3 separate regions of the Homo sapiens genome follow, and all the other regions are linked to region 1. The links are chromatin loops, found by intact Hi-C in ENCODE. Cell type or tissue: endothelial cell of umbilical vein. All regions are shown on one strand.

Region 1 (5,000 bases):
TACTTTGTGCCGGGCCTCCTTCTAGTTTCCCGATCTGTGAAATGGGAATTAGAATGTCCCTGCCGCCATGGAGCTCACTTTCTCCAGAAGACAGACAACAAACAGCTAAACAAAGGAATAGGTAGAGGCCAGGCGCGGTGGTTCAGGCCTGTAGTCCCAGCACTTCGGGAGGCTAAGGCCAGAGGATCGCTTGAGGCCAGGAATTCGAGACCAGCCTGGGTAACATAATGAGACCTCCCCCCCCCCATCTCTACAAAAAAATTTAAAATTAGCCAGGCGTGGTGGTGTGCACCTGTGGTCCCAGGTACTTGGGAGGCTGAGGAAGGAGGATCATTTAAGCCCAGGAGTTGGGCATCTGGGCAACATAGTAAGACCCTCTCTCTAAAAATAAAATAAATAAAATACAAAATAAAATATAAAATTTAAAAAGGCCTGGAGTGGTTCGAGGCCAGCCTGAGTGACATGGTGAGACACTGTCTCTACTAAAAATACAAAAATTAGCCGGGCATGGTGGTGCGGGCCTGTAATCCCAGCTACTCAGGAGACTGAGACACGAGAGTCACTTGAACCTAAGAGGCAGAGGTCGCAGTGAGCTGAGATTGTGCCACTGCACTCCAGCCTGGGCGACAGAGCAAGACTCTGTCTCAAAAATAAATAGAATAAAATATAAAAGAAATTAAAAAGAAAAAATTAGCAGGGCATGGTGGCACACACCTGTGGTCCCAGCTACTCAGGAGGCTGAGGTGGGAGGCTCACTTGAGCCCAGGAGGTTGAGATTACAGTGAGCTGTGATCACACCACTGCTCCGCTTGGGCAACAGAGCAAGACACTGTCTTAAAAAAAATAAGGCCATGTATAGTGGCTCATGCCTATAATCCCAGCACTTTGGGGGGGCGGAGGCAGAAGGATCACCTGAGCCCAGGAGTTATAGACCAGCCTGGGCACCATGGGGAGACCTCATCTCTACAAAATAATATAAAATTAGCTGGCCATGGTGGCACAAGAAGGTAGTCCCAGCTATTCAGGAGGGAGGCTGAGGTGGGAGGATTGCTTAGGCCTGGAAGGTTGAGGCTGCAGTGAGCCATGTTCACACCTCTGCACTCCAGCCTGAGTGACAGAGTGAGACCCTGTCTAAAAAAAAAGAAAAAGGCTGGACACAGTGGCTCATACCTGTAATCCCAGCACTTTGGGAGGCCGAGGCGGGTAGATCACGAGGTCAGGAGATGGAGACCATCCTGGCTAACTCAGTGAAACCCGTCTCCACTAAAAATACAAAAAATTAGCCAGGCCTGGCGGCGTGCGCCTGTAGTCCCAGCTACTCAGGAGATTGAGGCAGGAGAACGACGTGAACCCAAGAGGTGGAGCTTGCAGTGAGCAGAGATCATGCCACTGCACTCCACCCTGGGCAACACAGCAACAAGACTCCATCTCAAAAAAAAAAAAGGGGGCCAGGCGCGGTGGCTCATGCCTGTAATCCCAGCACTTTGGGAGGCCGAGGTGGGTGGATTATGAGGTCAGGAGTTTGAGACCAGCCTGACCAACATGGTGAAACCCTGTCCAACATGGTGAAACCCCGTCTCTACTAAAAATACAAATATTAGCCGGGCATGGTGGCACGTGCCTGTAATCCCAGCTACTCAGGAGGCTGAGGCAGGAGAATCGCTTGAACCCAGGAGGCAGAGGTTGCAGTGAGCTGAGATCGTGCCGCTGCACTCCAGCCTGGGCAACAGAGCAAGACTCCATCTCAAACAAACAAACAAACCTATATATATATATATATATATATATATATGTGTATAAAAATCTTGAATCCTACCACAGCTCCCGTCTCTGCTTCCTGGATCTATGGATGGTCATAAGGATGTAACCAGGTCATGTATGTAAAGCTCTGAATCGGCACGGAGCCTAGCACACAGTAGGTGAACTCAGAGAGCTGCCATGATGATGATGATGACAATTGGTCTCTCAGAACCTTCATCCTTCCGGCTGCCCCCTAAACGCCTCTCTGTCCTTCACATCCACATCCAGTACCTCAGCCAATCCCATCTGCTCGCTCTCTCTTTCTTTCTTCTCTCTCCTTCCTTCCTTCCTTCCTTGCTTTCTTGCTTTCTTGCTTGCTTGCTTTCTTGACAGACTCTCGCTCTGTCACCCAGACTGGAGTGCAATGATGTGATCTCGGCTCACTGCAACCTCCCACTTCCAGGTTCAAGTGATTCTCCTGCCTCAGCCTCCCAAGTAGCTGGGATTACAGGCACGCACCACCACACCCAGCTAATTTTTGTATTTTTGGTAGAGATGGGGTTTCGCCATGTTGGCCAGGCTGGCCTCGAACTCCTGTCCTCAAATGATCCTTCTGCATCGGCCTCCCAAAGTGCTGGAATTACAGATGTGAGCCACCGCGCCCGGCGGCAAATAGCACTTTTTCAAAGACACCATCCCTCAACACTCCTGACGGCCCTTCCCTGCTTCCTTTTTCTACTTGAAGTTTCGCTTTGTATTGTTACTGTGTTCTCCTGGTGTGTGGTCTGCCACAGACCAGAGTGTCAGTCCCATGAAGGCAGGATTTGTATCCATTTTGCTCACAGCTGTATCCTCATGCCTACAACTGCACCAGTGCCTGGCACAGGGGAGACTCTGTGGTAATTGCTGAATGAGTGGATATAAGAATAAATGGGGCCAGGCGTGGTGGCTCACGCCTGTAATCCCAGCACTTTGAGAGGCCGAGGCGGGTGGATCACGAGGTCAAGAGATCGACACCATCCTGGCCAACATGGTGAAACCCTGTTTCTACTAAAAATACAAAAATTAGCCGGGCATGGTGGCAGGCGCTTGTAGTTCCAGCTACTCAGGAGGCTGAGGCAAGGAGAATCGCTTGAACCCGGGAGGCAGAGGTTGCAGTGAGCCGAGATCGCGCCACTGCACTCCAGCCTGGGCGACAGAGCGAGACTCCGCCTCAAAATATATATATGTATAGTCCATCTCCCCTGGTGGTTGTGAGGATGAATTGGGTTTGTATTTGCAGGCTTCCTGAGCTGGCGACATCGTCTGGTGCAAAGGTGGGCTTTTTGCGCGGCGCCTGTGCTTCCGCCTTCTGCCGCTCGGGGGCAGCAGGCGTCCGGCGGATTCGCCCGCGCGGCCGGGCCGGGAAAGGAGCGGGGGCAAGTCCGCAGGAGGAAGCTGATGAAATCCTGGCCAACTCGCAGTGAGCTCATCCCGCCCGGGCGCCTCCGGAAGCCACGGGGCCGCCCGGCCTCCGCCTGGCCCGAGCGATAAAGCTCTCGTGCCGAACCAGGGCGGGAAGTCCTTCCTGAAGTCTGCCCTGCGTGGGGCCTGCTGCCAGAAGCCTGGGCCGGAGGGGAGGGGCGAGGACGAAGTAGCGAACCGTCCGCTGGCTGTCTTAGAAGGATGAAAAGTGAATTCTGAGCCTGGCTGTGGGAGTAAGAGAGAGGGCATCGGGGAAGGGAGAGGGGGGCGGGAGAGACAGAGACAAGAGGTGGGAGAGACGACAGGAAGAAGAGACAAAGGTGGGGAGACTGAGGCAGAGGAGGGAGAGAGAGAGAGACAGAATCCAGGAGGGACAGCTGAGAGAGTCAGATGGAGCGACAGAGACAGAGATGGGGGAGACAGAGACACGGAGAGACAGAGATGATGGAGACAGAGACTGGGAGAGACAGAGATGATGGAGACAGAGACTGGGAGAGACAGAGATGATGGAGACAGAGACAGGGAGAGACAGAGATGATGGAGACAGAGACTGGGAGAGACAGAGATGATGGAGACAGAGACAGGGAGAGACAGAGATGATAGAGACAGATGGCAGAGACAGAGGTAGCGGAGAGAGACTAGGAGAGACAGAGGTGGCGGAGACAGAGACGGGGAGAGACAGCAGTGGTGGAGACTGATGGGAGAGACAGATGGAAGAAACAGAGAGGGGATATGAGAGACAGAGACAAAGGCAGAGAGATCTACAGGGAGACAGAGACAGGAGAGATAAACATGGGAAAGAGAGAGACAGAGAGACCCAGCGAGTGGCAGAGATAGGGGAGTCAGGAGCGACGCAAGGGTGTGGGAGATGGAGTCAAAGTAGGGGGTCAGAGGTGCCGAGCTGGAGGTGAGGGAGACGGGGCGAGGGGGCCGGGGAGGGGCGCTCGGGGCGGGCCTGCGAAATCGGGGCGGGGAGGGGCGGGGCGGGCCCCGGAGGGGCGGGGCGGGCCCCTCCCCCTCCCCGCCCTCCCAGCCCCCAGCCCGGAGCCCCGCGGCTGCGGCGCGGGCCGAGTCTCCAAGTTACCAAGTTACCGCAGGATTCGGGAGCTTCTCACTGGCGCGGCCGCGGCCAATCAGAGAGCAGCGCCGCTGTTCTCGGGCAGGAGGCCTGGAGACACGCGCACCTTCCCCCGACACCCAGCGAAGCGCGCTGACATACAATCACAGCGGCGCGCACACACACACACACACCGTCCCAGAGACAAGCAGCGTCGCCCACCGCACATACACAATCACAATGACACACACAGCGACAGACACACAGGTCCCAGGAACACGCAGACACACAGCATCACAGAGACACACAAAATATCAGTGACAGCCGGGCACGGTGGCTCAGGCCTGGCACGGTGGCTCAGGCCTGTAATCCCAGCATTTTGGGAGGTCGAGGCGGGTAGATCACTTGAGGTCGGGAGTTTGGGACCAGCCTAACCAATGTGGTGAAGCTCCGTCTCTAGTGTGGTGGCATGCACCTGTAGTCCCAGCTACTTGGGAGGCTGAGGCAGGAGAATCGCTTGAGCCCAGGAGGTGGAGGTTGCAATGAGCCAAGGTCGCTGCCACTGCACTCCAGCCTGGACAACAAGAGCAAAACTCCGTCTCAAAAAACAAAACAAAACAAAACAAAAAAACAACTTAGTGACACAGACAGTCCCAGGACACATAGCACTCCCCAGACCCACAACCACAGGCACACACAGTGCTGCCCAGGCACATGCAATCTCCATGAGGTATGCACA
Region 2 (5,000 bases), 95 kb after region 1:
TGATCATGGTCAAAAGACAACTTCCAAATTGCACATGCTTTCTCCTGAACAAAAGGACATTTTCACTTGATAGACCCTCTTTGCTGTTGTCTAGCAGCCTGAATACCGAAATAACACTCACAGAGAAATGTGTTCCTTTGGTGTTTCAAAGAATGCAGCCACCCAAGGAAAAATCCCATCTAAAAAGTAAGAAATCCACAGGTGAACATGCAACCAATTGATCAAATGGAACCCTGCAGAGTCTAAAGTAACTATAAAACCTGCAAGGACCAGCCAAACACGGCCTGCAAGGCGGTCAACATGGCCCCATGCACACGCATTACACAATCAACTGGCCTCACACTTCAGTTTTAACAAACCCTCTAACTCTACAAGTTCAAGGGACACCTGGCATAAAATAAATGTGGTTACTACAGATAAGAAAATGAAGACTTATGTCCAAATGGAAAGTGTCCCAATACCTCAAGTTAAAAAATAGAAGGGACTAGGAAAAAGAAAACAGGACAAATGCACAGATGATCCATCCTTCCAAGCCCATATTTGAACAGATGCACATATGAAATAGAAAAGTGTAAAAACGGGAGGCTGAGGCAGAAAACTGCTTAAACCAGGGAGGCGGAGGTTGCAGTGAGCCAAGATCATGCCACTGCACTCCAGCCTGGGCGACAGAGTGAGACTCCATCTCAAAAAAGAAAGAAAGAAAGAAAGAAAAGTGTAAAAAACAGGCCAGGTGCAGTGGCTCACACCTGTAATCCCACCACTTTGGGAGGCCGAGGCAGGTGGATTACCTGAGGTCAGGGGTTCAAGACCAGCCTGACCAACATGGTGAAACCCCATCTCTACTAAAAATACAAAAAATTAGCCCAGCATGGTGGTGAGTGCCTGTAATCCTAGCTACTTGGGAGGCTGAGGCAGGAGAATCACTTGAACCCAGGAGGCAGAGGTTGCCATGAGCCAAGATCGCACAATTGCACTCCAGCCTGGGCGACAAGAGCAAAACTCCATCTCAAATAAAAAAAGGTGCAAAAAAAAAAAACTACCCAACCCAAATTCTAACCTCTCATGTAACATACTGGGGCCTTTCATTTAAAAAACTAGTAGCTCATCTATGACTATTTCACATTTATCAAGATTTGTTAAGCTTTTCCAGAATGCAGGGAACTATGTCTGAAAGGTTGCAGATATTGACAAAGAATTTATCCTTTCACCTCCGCATAGATTTGGCAGTGAAACTAAATGAGGCTGGATATGCCTCATTTGACTTACGACTACAGTGATTTTTCTCTAGTTATCCATGGCAACATGGTCAATGTGACTGTGAGAAACAGACAGACAGACATAGATCAAGATCAGGTGTGCTTTTCTTAAGACAAAACACAAGCTGTAGTTTGATATTTCTAACAAAAAAATGCCGCTGCCACAGAAATTAATCACCAACTTGTTAAGTTTTCGGAAGAAAACATTTGCAATAACATGGATTAAAGTTATGTGCAAAGATTCTGGAAGGAAGACAAAACACCAAAGACGAAACCTGGCTGAGGGAACATATGCCCAGAGAAGAAGCCAGCAGACAGCAAGTCACCAACAACTACAGCAGATGCAACAGACTGGACCTCTCTAGCAACACATTCACACAATATACTAAGCCTAAACAATAGAACAGCTTATACATTTTCTTGGGAAAAAGCTCAGAATTTGATATTTGAATGCTCTCAGATTGCTTTGGGATTTGAAAGTATATACAACTAGCACCTTAATTTGTTTAATTCCCACAGCAGATTTTATAATAAGAAACTTACAGCATCGAATTGAGTGAAAAATGACTCTGGTTTCTTCTCTATATCCTCAGTGTCCACCTTCACATCCACCATGGGGTTGAGATTCTGAGCTCGCTCCAAAGAGGCTTCAGCCCTATTTCGGCCAACAGACCCAGTACGAATCAAGAACTGAGCTCCGGGATCTTCTGGAGTTACCTAGGAATAATACACATATTTTTTTAAGTCTTGTATTTTTAGGGAAAATAAATCTTAAAAAGAATCTTTAAATTTTAAAGGATAGCTAAAATACCTACCACCTAAATTTTTTTTTTTTTTTTTTTTTGAGACAGTCTTGCTCTGTCACCAGGCTGGAGTGCAGTGGCATGATCTCGGCTCATTGCAACCTCCGCCTCCTGGGTTCAAATGATTCTCCTCCTGCCTCAGCCTCCCAAGTAGCTGGGACTACAAGCACGCACCACCACAACAGCTAATTTTTGTATTTTTAGTAGAGACAGGGTTTCACCACGTTTGCCAGGATGGTCTCAATCTCTTGACCTCGTGATCCGCCTGCCTCAGCCTCCCAAAGTGCTGAGATTACAGGCATGAAACACTGTGCACAGCCCTAAAATGTATTACTGTTCCTGTAGCAATTTGCCTTATGCAGGCTTCCTTCTAAGGCTTTAAAATGACTTTAAACTTTTTTTAAACTGGTCATTGATGGTTAAAGAGCACCCCCTTGTGTTTATAAAGAAAATTCACTGTCAACAAAAAAATCCATGCTTTCTTCTTCTATGCAAATTTGTAACTGCTAACAAATGACTGATTAACAGTGGCAAGAATTGACTAAATACTTAGCATGTGCCCAACTATAAGCATTTGGGGAAATACACAAGTAGTTTAAAGGATTAAATCTCTGTCTTCCAGTGGTTTAAAACTAGACCAGTGTGGGCAGGGCACGGTGGCTCACACCTGTAATCCCAGCACTTTGGGAGGCCGAGGCAGGAGGATCACCTGAGGTCAGGAGTTTGAGACCAACCTGGCCAACATGGTGAAATGCCATCTCTACTAAAAATACAAAAATAAGCCAGGTGTGGTGGTGTGTGCCTGTAATCCCAGCTACCCAGGAGGCTGAGGCAGGAGAATCACTTCAACAGGGGAGGCGGAGGTTGCAGTGAGCTGCGATTGCACCACTGTACTCCAGCCTGGGCAACAGAGCAAGACTCCGTCTCAAAAAAAAAAAAAAAAAAAAAAAAAGTAGACCAGTGCAGCCTGGCACAGTAGCTCACATCTGTAATCCCAGCAATTTGGGACGCCAAAGCAGGAGGATCACTGCTTGAGGCCAGGAGCTCAAGACTAGCCTGGACAACACAGAGAGGCCCTCTCTCAAAAAACAACAAAAATTGCAACCTCATGAGAAAACTTAAAAAAAAAATCAAACTTGTGCAAAAATCAGACACAATTAAGAATGCTTGAAATGAACTTTTAAAAAACATAGATAGACTATGGCCAGGTGCGGTGGCTCACGCTTGTAATCCCAGCACTTTGGGAGGCCGAGGCAGGCAGATCACCTGAGGTCCAGAGTTCAAAACCAGCCTGACCAACATGGTGAAACCCCATCTCTACTAAAAATACAAAATTAGCCGGACGTGGTGGCACACGCCTGTAATTCCAGCTACTCGGGAGGCTGAGGCAGGAGAATCGCTTGAACCTGGGAGGCAGACGCTGCATTGAGCCCAGGTCGTGCCACTGCACTCCAGCCTGGGCAACAGAGTGAGACTCTGTCTCAAAAAAAAAAAAAAAGAACTCAGAGAGGTGGAGAGATGAGTGGGGACTGGAACAGAGGAATTATTTCACCCCTAAGGCTGAACATCAGCAGAGCAGAGCCTCAAAGACAGGATAATATAATCCCCTAATAGCCACCAGTAAGATTACAGATTCCATACTGCTCTCAAAGTATTTCTTCACACATCAAACATCTAATTTAACCATTAATCTCTGCAAATAACCTTGCCACCTTCACCAAGACTAGGTACAACAGAAGTAATCTCCCCTCAACACCTCCTACCAACCATCCACAGCACACTCTCTATCTTACTACCTTCTCCTCCAAGAAAATGAGCTGGCCCACTTCCCATTCTAGGCTAACCCTGTATCCTTGACCCATTCCATCCTGCTTCTTCAGGGATCTCATTATGTGCTGAGAAGCTGTACCACACAATGGTTAACAGTAAGGCTCTGAAATAATTCAGGCTGGATTCAATCTTTGATTCAAATCCTGGCTCAACAACTGTGTGAACCTCAGCAAGAATGTGGGAATCCCATATAAAACGAGGACATGGATAAAAACGTACAGTTGAGGGCCACGCGTGGTGGCTCACGCCTGTAATCCCAGCACTTTGGGAGGCCAAGGCAGGCAGATCACGAGGTCAGGAGATCGAGACCATCCTGGCTAATACGGTGAAACCCCATCTCTACTAAAAAATACAAAAAAATTAGCCAGGCGTGGTGGTGGGCGCCTGTAGTCCCAGCTACTAGGGAGGCTGAGGCAGGAGAATGGTGTGAACCCGGGAGGCAGAGCTTGCAGTGAGCCAAGATCGCGCCACTGCACTCCAGCCTGGGCAACAGAGCGAGACTCTGTCTCAAAAAAAAAAAAAAATACAGTTGAGGCTGGGCACGGTGGCTCACACCTGTAAACCCAGCAGCTTGGGAGGCTGAGGTGGGTGGATCACTTGAGGTCAGAAGTTCGAGACCAGCCTAGCCAACATGGTGAAACCCCATCTCTACTAAAAATACAAAAATTAGCCGGGTGTGGTGGCACACGCCTGTAATCCTAGCTACTTGGGAGGCTGAGACAGGAGAATCACTTGAACCCAGGAGGCGGAGGTTGCAGTGAGCCAAGATCTCACCACTGCACTCCGGCCTGGGCGACAAGTGAGACTCCATCTCAAAAAAACAAACAAAAAAAACATATAATTGAGCCCAGAAAGTTCAAGACCAGCCTGAGCAACAATCATGAAACCCAGTCTCTACAAAAAATACAAAAAATTAGCCAGGTGTGGTGGCGTGCACCTGTAGTCCCAACTACTGGGAGGCTTAAGTGGGAGAATACCCTGAGCCCAGGAAGTTAAGGCTACAGTGAGCCATGATCATGCCCACTGCATTCCGGCAAGGGTAACAGTGAGACTGCCTCAAAAAAAAAAAAAAAAAAAAAAAAAAAACCCATACACATACAATTATCATTTC
Region 3 (5,000 bases), 170 kb after region 1:
GGTCTGTGGTGGGGGAGGGGGGCGTTCTGTGAGATGAAGCATTTACCTTAATTTGCCATGAACGTGATTTCCCGTGTAAGCTGTACCACACCACTGGGAACTGCATCAATGGTGACGACTGCATGTTTTCCCACGACCCTCTGACCGAAGAGACGAGGGAGCTCTTGGATAAGGTAATGTCCGGGGGTAACGGGGCCCCCGGCTACAGGAACTGGGACATGCGCACTCCATTGCCTCAGTGCTGTGGCCTGCCTGTCCAGCCTCTGCAGTGCCCAGTTTGGTTGATCTGGAATTGGGCCATTCTAAGGAGGACACGGGCACTGTGTCCTCTTCTGCAAGGAGTTGAGGTGGTCACATGTGTTGTCTTAGGCCAGGACAAGCTTTTGCTGTTTCCCCTGGGGCATGACCAAATGAAAGGAATGCTGCCTGATGGGCCTCCAAGCATGAATCGTGATCTCTTAGGTGTCATTTAGAGAGAGCTCACAATACACAAAGATACACGAATCACCTGTAACCCCAGCACTTTGGGAGGCCGAGGCAGGAGGATCAGTTGAGCTCAGGAGTTCAAGACCAGCCTAGGCATGTAGCAAGACGTTGTTTCTACTAAAAATAAATTAAAAAAAATTGGCTGGGCTGGGTGCAGTGGTTTATGCCTGTAATCCCAGCACTTTGGGAGGCCAAGGCAGGCAGATCAGTTGTACTTAGGGCAACATGGCAAAACCCCGTCTCTTAAAAAAAAAATACAAAAAACTTAACCGAGTGTGGTGGCTCACGCTTGTAATCTCAGCACTGTGGGAGTCTGAGGCGGGCAGATCACCTGAGGCCAGGTTCTCAAGACCTGCCTGGCCAACATGGCAAAACCTCATTGCTACTAAAAATATAAAAATTAGCTAGTTGTGGTGGCACATGCGTGTAGTCCCAGCTACTTAGGAGGCAGAGGTTGCAGTGAGCTGAGATCACACCACTGCATTCCATCCAGCCTGTGCAACAGAGTGAGACTGTGTCTCAAAAAAAAAAAAAAAATTAGCCAGGTATTGTGGCACATGCCTATGGTCCCAGCTACTCGAGAGGCTGAGGTGGGAGGATCTGTTGAGTCCAGGAGATTGAGGCTGCAGTGAGCCATGATCATGCCACTGCACTCCAGCCTGGGTAACAGAGCAAGACGCCATCTCCAAGAAAGACCACAAAAAACCAAAGATACACAAAGACGAGGCAAGGATTGTATTTTGGTGGAAAAGTCAAACGTTTCTTTGCAACTCTCAGGGCCCCCATTATGCATTAGAGAAAATAGAGGGAAGTTGGGGGTCTCTAAAGGGGAAGGCTCCCTTGGGGGAGGTGTCAGGGCTTCCCCACTAGCCAGGTGACATTTGAAACTCATCCTGGCATCAGTTGTCCTCCCTGAGGAGTCAGGCTGAGGACCTTGGGTTAGGGTTAAATACCCAAACATCAGTCCTGAGTTTCCTGATTCATCTGGGGAGTGAGTGGGTACGGGAACTGGTGCCCTTTCAAATGAAGCTTTCCTGCCTTCTAGTTCACAAGGAGGTTCTAGGAGATTGGCTATTTTTTTTGACAGTGGAAAGGATCAAGGCATCAGCACATCTGCCGGCTTCCAGAGTCCATCTGTCAGTGACTGTCTTGTTAACTGGTGGCAGGGGCACCCCTGTGAGGGGTGCAGGGGAAGCCCCATGCAAGCAGACGTAGGAGAATGTCCATTCCTCGTTGGCAGGGCGCCTGTAGGAAAAGGCAAGTCCCTCCGGGGAGCCTGCTGCCCTAGGGTTTTTTTGTTTTGTTTGTTTTTTGATACAGAGTCTCACTCTGTCACCCAGGCTGGAGTGCAGTGGCACAATCTCGGCTCCCTGCAACCTCTACCTCCTGGGTTCAAGCGTTTGTCCTGCCTCAGCCTCCCGAGTAGCTGGGACTACAGGCGCATGCCGCTGCGCCCAGCTATTTTCAGTAGAGACGGGGTTTCACCATGTTGGCCAGGTTGGTCTCGAACTACTGACCTTGTGATCCGCCCACCTTGGCCTCCCAAATCGCTGGGATTACAAGTGTGAGCCACAGCGCCTGGCATGCCCCAGGGTTATGTAATCAGTACATACCTAGGGTCTGAGCTGTTTGACAGGGGAAGCAGTGGCCAGTCAGGCCTCACGGCTCCTTGGGAGGACTCACTGATCTCTGACTGAGGACTGCCCCCTGCTGGAGGCTCCAGGTTTGTGCTTCAGGCCAGTGCTGCCCACAGGAGCACCACAGAATCACATCATTCATTTAAAATTTTCCAGTAGCCACATTAAAAAAAAAAAAAAAAGTAAAAAGAAACAGGTGAAATTACTTTTTTTTTCTTTTTTGAAGTGGCGTCTGGCCAGGCGCAGTGGCTCACTCCTGTAACCCCCCCACTGTGGGATGCCGAGGCAGACGGATCACCTGAGGTTGGGAATTCAAGACCAGCCTGACCAACATGGAGAAACCCCATCTCTACTAAAAATACAGAATTAGCCAGGCAAGGTGGTGCATACCTGTAATCCCAGCTACTCGAGAGGCTGAGGCAGGAGAATCGCTTGAACCCGGGAGGCGGTGGTTGCGGTGAGCTGAGATCGTGCCATTGCACTCCAGCCTGGGCAACAAGAGCGAGACTCTGTCTCAAAAAAAAAAAAATGGAAATGAAATGGAGTCTTGCTTTGTTGTCCAGGCTGGAGTGCAATGGCGCGATCTCTGCTCACCGCAACCTTCGCCTTCTGGGTTCAAGCGATTCTCCTGCCTCAGCCTCCACAGTAGCTGGGATTACAGGCGCCCACCACCACACCCGGCTAATTTTTGTTTGTTTGTTTTTGAGACGGAGTTTCACTCTTTCGCCCAGGCTGAAGTGCAATGGCACCATCTCGGCTCACTGCAACCTCTGCCTTCCAGGTTCAAGTGATTTCCTGTTTCAGCCTCCTGAGTAGCTGGGATTACAGGTGCCAGCCACCATGCCCAGCTGAGTTTTGTATTTTTAGTAGAGACAGGGTTTCACCCTGTTGGCCAGGCTGGTCTCAAATTCGTGATTAGTTTTGTATTCTTAGTAGAGACAGGGTTTCACCATGTTGGCCAGGCTGGTCTCGAATTCCTGATCCACCCACCTCGACAGGTGATCCACCCGCCCCGGCCTCCCAAAGTGCTGGGGTTACAGGTGTGCACCAATGCGCCTGGCTAATTTTTTGTTTTTTTTGAAACGGAGTCTCGCTCTGTTGCCAGGCTGGAGTGCAGTGGGCGTGGTCTCGGCTCACTGCAACCTCCGCCTCCTGGGTTCAAGCGATTCTCCTGCCTTGGCCTCCCAAAGTGCCGGGATTACAGGTGTGAGCCACCATGCCCGTCCGTGCCTGGCTAATTTTTGTATTTTTAGTAGAGATGAGGTTTTATCATGTTGGCCAGGCTGGTTTCAAACTCCTGACCTGAAATAAGCCACCTACCTCGTGAAATTAATTTTAACAATATATCTCATTTATCGCCAAACATAATTTTAGGAAATAATAAAAAATAATGAAAAAAATAGAGATAGTTTAGGGGGGCTTTTTGTATGTAGTTTCAACGGCTGGAAAAAAAATTTTTTAAGTGGCATTGGGATTATATTTGATCTCCCTTGGCTTCATGGAAGTGGGCACCTGTGAAGCCAACAGAGATTAAGTATAATGGTACTTGAGTCCGTTAAAAGTAAATTCTGTAGAGAGCAATATTTTCTGAAAGCAAAACTTGATGTTTGCAAAACTTAGAGGGTTGTAGATTTCTGCTTTGGAGTATGCACACAGACCTTTTTCCTGAAAATCCATACCTTCTTTTTTTTTTTTTTTTTTGTTTGAGACGGAGTTTTGCTCTTGTTGCCCAGGCTGGAGCACAGTGGCGCGATCTTGGCTCACCACGACCTCCGCCTCCCAGGTTCAAGCGATTCTCCTGCCTCAGCCTCCTGAGTAGCTGAGATTACAGGCATGTGCCATCACGCCCGGCTCATTTTTTGTGTTTTTAGTAGGGACGGGGTTTCTCCACGTTTGTCAGGCTGGTCTCGAACTCCCAACCTCAGGTGATCCACGCCCGCCTTGGCCTCCCACAGTGCTGGGATAACGGGCGTGAGCCACCATGCCTAGCTGAGAATCCATACCTTCTAAATTTATCTGAGTGCTTTAAGCAGTTCTTAGCATTTTATCTATGTTTTTGTGTGTCCTCTTTGGTACCAGTTTTTTTTTTTTTTTAAGACGGAGTTTCACTCTTGTTGCCAAGGCTGGAGTGCAATGATGCGATCTCGGCTCACTGCAACCTCCGCCTCCTGGGTTCAAGTGATTCTCCTGTCTCAGCCTCCTGAATAGATGGGATTACAGGTGCCTGACACACGCCTGGCTAATTTTTGTATTTTTAGTAGAGACAGGGTTTCACCATGTTAGCCAGGCTGGTCTCGAACACCTGACCTCAGGTGATCCACCCGCAGGCCTCCCAAAGTGCTGGGATTACAGGCATGAACCACCGCACCTGATATATAGTTCTGTGAGTTGTTTTTTTTTTCCAAGACGGAATCTCGCTCTGTCGTCCAGGCTGGAGTGCAGTAGTGCAGTGTTGGCTCACTGCAACCTCCGCCTCCCAGGTTCAAGCAGTTCTCTGCCTCTTGAGTAGCTGGGATTACAGAGGCCCGCCACCACATCCAGCTAATGTTTTTTTGAAAAAATTTTTTTTTGAGACGGAGTCTTGCTCTGTCACCCAGGCTGGAGTGCAGTGGTGCAACCTTGGCTCACTGTAGTTTCCGCCTCCCAGGTTCAAGCGATTCTCCTGCCTCAGCCTCCTGAGTAGCTGGGATTACAGGTGTGTGCCACCACGCCCGGCTAATTTTTATATATTTAGTAGAGACAGGGTTTCACCATGTTGATCAGGCTGGTCTCGAACTCCTGACCTCGTGATCTGCTCGGCTCTGCCTTCCAAAGTGCTGGGATTACAGGTGTGAGCCACTGCGCCCGGCCAGCTAATATTTTTGTATTTTTAGTAGA

What was found. A loop is a pair of places that touch in the nucleus more often than their neighbours do. Peaks named below come from ENCODE experiments on the same cell type or tissue, not always from the same donor. Only the 100,000 strongest peaks of a DNase experiment are listed, where the experiment ranks them.
Region 2: a loop joins it to region 1, with 8 times the contacts of the local background. A loop is called at or near these places in 104 of 110 quality-filtered maps.
Region 3: a loop joins it to region 1, with 12 times the contacts of the local background. A loop is called at or near these places in 8 of 110 quality-filtered maps.

The regions. Positions count from the first base shown.
Region 1 is chr19:47,242,495-47,247,494 of GRCh38, reverse strand. LOC124904731 (a long non-coding RNA gene) reads left to right here and starts at 3,300. Exons shown (of 2, transcript XR_007067278.1): 1 at 3,300-3,437. RefSeq lists enhancers at 2,410-2,910, 3,110-4,103, 4,202-4,331, 4,402-4,541, a silencer at 3,256-3,305 and a cis regulatory region at 2,890-3,541. In endothelial cell of umbilical vein, a CTCF peak has its summit at 3,098 (motif pointing right); DNase peaks (open chromatin) are centred at 3,224 and 4,334; H3K27ac peaks cover 1,338 bases.
Region 2 is chr19:47,147,175-47,152,174 of GRCh38, reverse strand. SAE1 (SUMO1 activating enzyme subunit 1) reads right to left here. Exons shown (of 9, transcript NM_005500.3): 3 at 1,800-1,973. Among named protein-coding and RNA genes, the nearest start is that of SAE1, 19 kb to the right of the region's middle. In endothelial cell of umbilical vein, a CTCF peak has its summit at 2,529 (motif pointing left); a DNase peak (open chromatin) is centred at 2,454; H3K27ac peaks cover 1,214 bases.
Region 3 is chr19:47,076,686-47,081,685 of GRCh38, reverse strand. It overlaps ZC3H4 (zinc finger CCCH-type containing 4), which reads left to right. Exons shown (of 15, transcript NM_015168.2): 11 at 64-173. Among named protein-coding and RNA genes, the nearest start is that of TMEM160, 31 kb to the right of the region's middle. In endothelial cell of umbilical vein, a CTCF peak has its summit at 2,193 (motif pointing left); a DNase peak (open chromatin) is centred at 2,155; H3K27ac peaks cover 596 bases.